2 separate regions of the Mus musculus genome follow, and region 2 is linked to region 1. The links are chromatin contacts, found by Hi-C or POLR2A ChIA-PET in ENCODE. All regions are on one chromosome and are shown on one strand. Each heading gives the region's core, a stretch centred on a gene start or an enhancer-like site at or near the end of the contact. The rest is flanking DNA. Distances are from core to core; before and after follow the strand shown.

Evidence for each region. Hi-C counts contacts between places; a loop is a spot of excess contacts on that map. ChIA-PET counts read pairs that join two places held with the same protein, here RNA polymerase II (POLR2A).
Region 2: POLR2A ChIA-PET joins it to region 1 with 23 read pairs in Patski. The contact joins the promoter of Tmem106c here to the promoter of Vdr in region 1. A Hi-C loop is called at or near these places in 2 of 37 maps with a recorded cell type or tissue (both heart). POLR2A ChIA-PET finds 5 or more read pairs at or near these places in 2 of 5 experiments (Patski and embryonic stem cell).

What each region holds. Positions count from the first base shown.
Region 1 is chr15:97,906,881-97,909,580 of GRCm38, forward strand. It overlaps Vdr (vitamin D (1,25-dihydroxyvitamin D3) receptor), which reads right to left and starts at 1,416. Exons shown (of 10, transcript NM_009504.4): 1 at 1,355-1,416.
Region 2 is chr15:97,962,938-97,965,637 of GRCm38, forward strand. Tmem106c (transmembrane protein 106C) reads left to right here and starts at 1,292. Exons shown (of 8, transcript NM_001252153.1): 1 at 1,292-1,398; 2 at 1,903-2,093. The coding sequence starts at 1,913.

The DNA.
Region 1 (2,700 bases), core at 166-2,665:
TTACAGAGTTGACGGTCCTGGGTCCAGACAACTGCTCTCTGCCCCTCAGAAGTCCACTCTTCCTCCCTAGCCTGGGGAGAGCATTCCTTGCATTTTCTGCTCCCTCGGCCTTCTGATTTCTCCTGCATGCCTGCCTTACGGGACAAGATGGGTACCTGACAAGGTAGAAATGGAACCAGTGCCTGGTAACTCCACAGTACTGGGATGTGCCTCTAGTTCTTAAGAATAGGAAGAGGTGAGGATTTACCACAAAGCCACTGTCTCTTCGTGGCCATCTCCTGGAATCATCCCTTGCCCATCAGCCTTTGCTGACATTCCCCCCCCCCCCACCTCCTGTGTCATGAAGAAGATGGCTTTCCTCGGGGCATCGAGGCAGACCTGAACTCTGTCCAAGGGAACATTTGCAATGCCCAGAAAATGCCTGCCCAACTGCTTGCCTAGGCTCTGGCCCCTCTTACCGCTGCTGGGCCCAGACAGGAGGCTGACTCATTCACCACAAAGAGGAGGAGGAGGAGAAGGAGGAGGAGGAAGAGGAGGAGGAGCAGAAGGAGGAGGAACAGCAGGAGGAGGAGGGTTGCTCAGACTCAGAGAGCCAAGGCTCCCAGAGCCCAGGCAGATTCAGCCTCAGGTAGGGGATAGTCATAGTGGAGACAGTGGACTTGGAGATCACACGCAGATCCTACCTAGATTCGCCTCTTGCATCCAAGTCCCTTCACTCTCCAAACAGAAACTAGTCCTTAAAACCCCTTTCTCAATTTCCACGCTCACCCTCGAGTCCCTCTGGACATCTGTGGACAGGCTCTCCTGAAAGAGAAACCTAGCACACTGGTCTCAAAGCACCGGCGGTTTTAGAAAGGCAAGCACAAAAGGAAAAAACTCCATATAAAAGATTCCACTCCACTATCACTGGTGATCACACATGGCTCCGCGAAGTAATAAACAGGCTCTACACACTCCACCTCCAGAGACCTTAGCACCATCGACAGCCAATCACTCCCTTCTTACTCCTCCACTCCAAGTCAAAGCGCCCGTCCCAGGAAAGAAACAAACGCTTCTTGTTGTCCAGCGCTGAGCACCCTCCTAGCTAAGGACTCCCACGCTGAGCCGCCTGAGCATCGCGGAGGTGGCTGTCCCCTCGCCAGCCTCGTACGAACTTCAGCTTTCTCAGACTTGGGTGCCCTCTCAGAGTCCCAACCTCATGGCACCACAGCCCGGATCTCAGTCGCCAACTTTGCTTTCCGAGTCTTGGACTCTAGCGCTTGCACCCGAACGCTGAGACCTCTAGATCCCAGACGCCTGCCCCGGGTCTAACCACTCACCCAGAACCCCCTTCCCCCTGCACCCCGATCCGCACCTGGTCTGGCGGTGGACACACAGCTCGGCGCTTCCCGTGCTTAGGGCTCGGCAGCAGCTTTTTGACAAGCAGAGACTGCTCAGCACCTGGCCCCGCCCCCGCAAGGCCCCGCCCCCGGACCGCCCTGCCCCTCAACCACGCCCACTAAGTTCAGTCCTCTGAAGCCCTGAAACTTTCTTGACTTGGAATCAACCACTGCACTGTCGCCTTGGAGGCCCTGCCTTGTGAGGGGCTCCAGGACCGCCAGCCACAGTGCAGCACAGGCGTCTGCCTTCCGTGGAACAGTATTTGATGATGTCGTGTGTGCAAATCCACGTTTCTGCCTGTGATGATCCGTGATGTAGCCACCACCCACCCCTGCCGCCGTGGTTCTACCCAATCTGCTGTAAACGCCTCCCCCAGGTGTGTCACCCGTACCTGAGTTGACCCGGGACCCCGACGCCCGCGGCGCGCTGCAGGGAGCCGTTCTCTGCGCGCGCCGGATGGGGAACCTCAGGTGAGTTTCTCCTGCAGGGCGCTCAGCCGGACTCTACTGGTTAGGATTAGCCCAAGAAAACCAGATTGGAGGTTGGAGTTGCGTCCTCTCTCCTACCTGACGTTCTTCTGCTAACTACACCGACGGAGCATGTTCCTGGCTAATTGCATCTCATTCCAGCAAGCCTTGCTGTAGCTTCTGAGGTCTCTGCCTCCCAGATCATCCCTTGCCACCGAGACCCTGGTGTGAAGGAAAGGCACAAAGTTCACCTCAAGACCTGGAACTGTGCATGGCTCCTGAGAACTCATTGTAGAAAAATTTGGATAAAGATTACTCTACTCACACGCTCCGTGCTCCGCAGTCTATAGGGGTCCCTTTTTTGAGTAGGAGATGTATGCATAAATAAACATAAGGGTGTTCTAGAATACAGATACCCCCAATGTCACTGGACAGTTGGTGACCTCCTGTAGTTAGGAAAGATAATGTTTAGGAGGCTCAGTGGGGACAGGGAGGTGGAGAACCCAGTGATTTGCACAGACCAAGCCGTGGACCAGTGGAGGATGAGAGCCCAGCCTGGCGGTTAGTGCACTTCTCATTCCTCACACAGAGGTGTTAGAGTGGAAGAAATACTGCCCCTTCCAGCTCTTGCTGACTGTCCCCAAGAAACCAACGGAGGCTAAATAGAAGAAAGAGCTTCCAGACAGTGGGGTCTGAGGGGAAGCTGTGAGGAGCTCTTTAAGAGACGGTAGTGGAAACATTCTGGGAAGGCTTCAACGTTTTCAGAAAACATGTGACACATGGTGTTTAAACTCAATGAATGAATGGAAGAGGCCTTTTGGGAGCCCTCCCAGGCTGGTGTTTATTCTAAATG
Region 2 (2,700 bases), core at 42-2,541, 56 kb after region 1:
AAAAAACAACCAAATCAAACCATCCAAACAAAAACTCCAAAACCAAGACCAACTAACAGACCAAGCTTTCCTCTTTATTTGCGCTGTGTCTATATTTATTAGGATTGTGTCCCACTGTGAGAACATGAAATCTAGGAAGATCAGAATTCTATCAGGGACCTGATTTCTTTTATCCTTCTGTCCAGAGTTCCTCATGGCCTCTTGGTCACAACACAGCTACTTTAATCTCTAATACCAAGCTCACAGTCCAGACAGGAAGAGTGAGAGGATCAGCTGAGTCTCTATCTACTTTAAGGAGACACAGAATTTTTACTAGAAAAAAATCTACAACCTTCCCCCAAACTGGGCAGAACAGTATCACCAGAGTTCATTAACTGCAACCAAACAATATGTTTTTAGCTTAGCCTTTATTTCTCCCAATATCATCAGATTTATTTAAGTAAGAGACATAGAAGTAGGGCTGGAGGGATGGCTCAGCTGTTAAGATCATTAACTGCTCTTCCAGAGGTCCTCAGTTCAATTCCAAGCAACCACATGGCGGCTCACAACCGTCTGTAATGAGATCTGATGCCCTCTTCTGGAGTGTCTGAAGACGGCTACAGGGTCGTCATTTAAATAAAATAAATCTTCTCTTGCTGTTCTTAAAACAGGGTCTCACTTTGCTGGCTGGCCTCAAACTCACGTTCTAGGCTAATTTGAATTTGTGGCGATCCTGCTGTCTCTCAGATGCTGGAAGCCCCGTGCACCATCACACAGGGCTCTTTAGCCCTCTTCGCCAGTTTCATTTCGCTTCTGTGGCACTTTAGCTTTCGGAGGAGCTCTCAAACCCTTTATGCCCATCCCACGTTTTTTGTGGATAGTGGTCCTGAAATAGGATCACCTTGCAAAACTTAGCTTTGGGTTTCATTCTTTTGACTAGCCAGCAGGACTCCGATGGAAGTTGCCTCCAATCAGGCCCCTTGTCACAGTGGTTCTCCATAAGCTCTTTAGGCATTCAGATCCTCTGCCGGGACCTAGTACAGGTTCTGGGTTTTGGGTTTCTTTATGCCCCGTGTCCCTGTGCGGAGAGAATGGCTTTGGCCGTCCTCCTCTCACACAGAAGCGCTCTGATCCGGAAGCTCAGATCTGGGGGTATAGAGGAGCGACGTTCTGTCTCCGAGCACCTCCGCGGTTCTCTGTCGCCCCCTACCGGTGGGTAGGTGCGCTGCCGCTGCGCGGCAGGAGGGACGCGCTGGAGCTCAGGGCGCAGGCGCAGGCGCTCGCGCTCGCCCGGGTCCTCGGGCGGGCTTGCGGTTCTGCGCGTGCGCACGGGCGGAGGCGCGCCGAGGACTCGCTGGAGCGGGCAGGTGGAGGGAGGAGTGGTCCCGGGAGTAACTGCCAGCAGTTGGTGCGCCACAGGTCCGGGGGCGCCCGCGTTCCCGAGCCTCGGAGGCCTGAACGCGTTCGGAACGTGGCTTTTTTTGTGCGGGGGCGTGACCTGAGCCCGCCTCCTCGGCTGGGAGTGGAGGAGAATGGGGATCGCTGAGGCCTTTAATTAATCTGGTGCCTGTTGTTTGTGTGCCCGAGGTGCAGCCTGTTTGCCTTTTGAGTTTGCAAACAGAGGGGAGGAAGCGGCGGGGTGGGGTGGGGGAGCAGGAGGGGAGATGGGGTCTTCCGGGCAGAGAGCCTAATCCAGCGAGGGCCGTCCTATTCCAGGGGGAGGGGAGGCCAGACACGACACGGGACACTGCTGCAAAAGGAAGGCCGCAGTAGGAACTGCCAGTGTTGCGCACACAGGCACACACTTAGAACAACAGCCTCTTGCTCAGTATTTTGCACTTTATGCAGAAGTGATTTTTTTTTACCTCTAGAGCGGCCCCACATGGACACTAACACGCGCTCACCACCCCCCTCCCCATATAGGAGATGACACATGGGGTCTCAGCACTCCTCTGCCCTCACATTTTGTCAGCGAAAGAAGGATGACAACCCGGAGGACTTGCTGGCTGATAGAGATCAGGAGGAAGCCATCGCTCAGTTCCCCTATGTGGAGTTCACTGGGAGAAATAGCATCACCTGTCACACCTGCCAAGGAGCAGGCTACATCCCAGCAGGTGAGACCATCGGCCATCACACGGAAAGCACTCTGGCATCTGCTCCAGCCAGCCCTCCATAGTCATAGCCCGCCCTGAATTGTAGCCAGCTCCGCTGCCCTGATAAATGGACAGACTCCAGGTTTTTTGTTTTTTGTTTTTTTTAAATCTTACACTCGGAACCCTTTCTCTTCTTCATTTCTACTCCTTTATTAATGCCTTAGTTTCTTTTCTGGTTGCTCTGATAAAATACTCTGACAATGGCAATTTAGGGGATGAAGGTTTATTCTGATTCACAGCTCCAGGTCACAGCTCCATCACTGAGGACAAGTTATACAACAGCAGCAATTTGAAATCGCTTATGTCACCTTATAGTCACAGCAAACAGCGAGCGAGGAGTGCTCGTACCTGGTTTCCCCTTCCCTATTCATTCAGAGATACAGCCTATGAAATGGGTGCCACCCACATTTAGGGAGGGTCTTCACATTTCAGTAAACCCAGTTAAGAAAATCACTCACAGACACGCCCCGTGGGCCGACCTAATCCCGTCTGTATCCACTGAGACATCTTCCTAGGCCACTCCGGGTTCCCAGCCCCTCTCTGGTTTGGAATGTTTATTTCTCTGCTG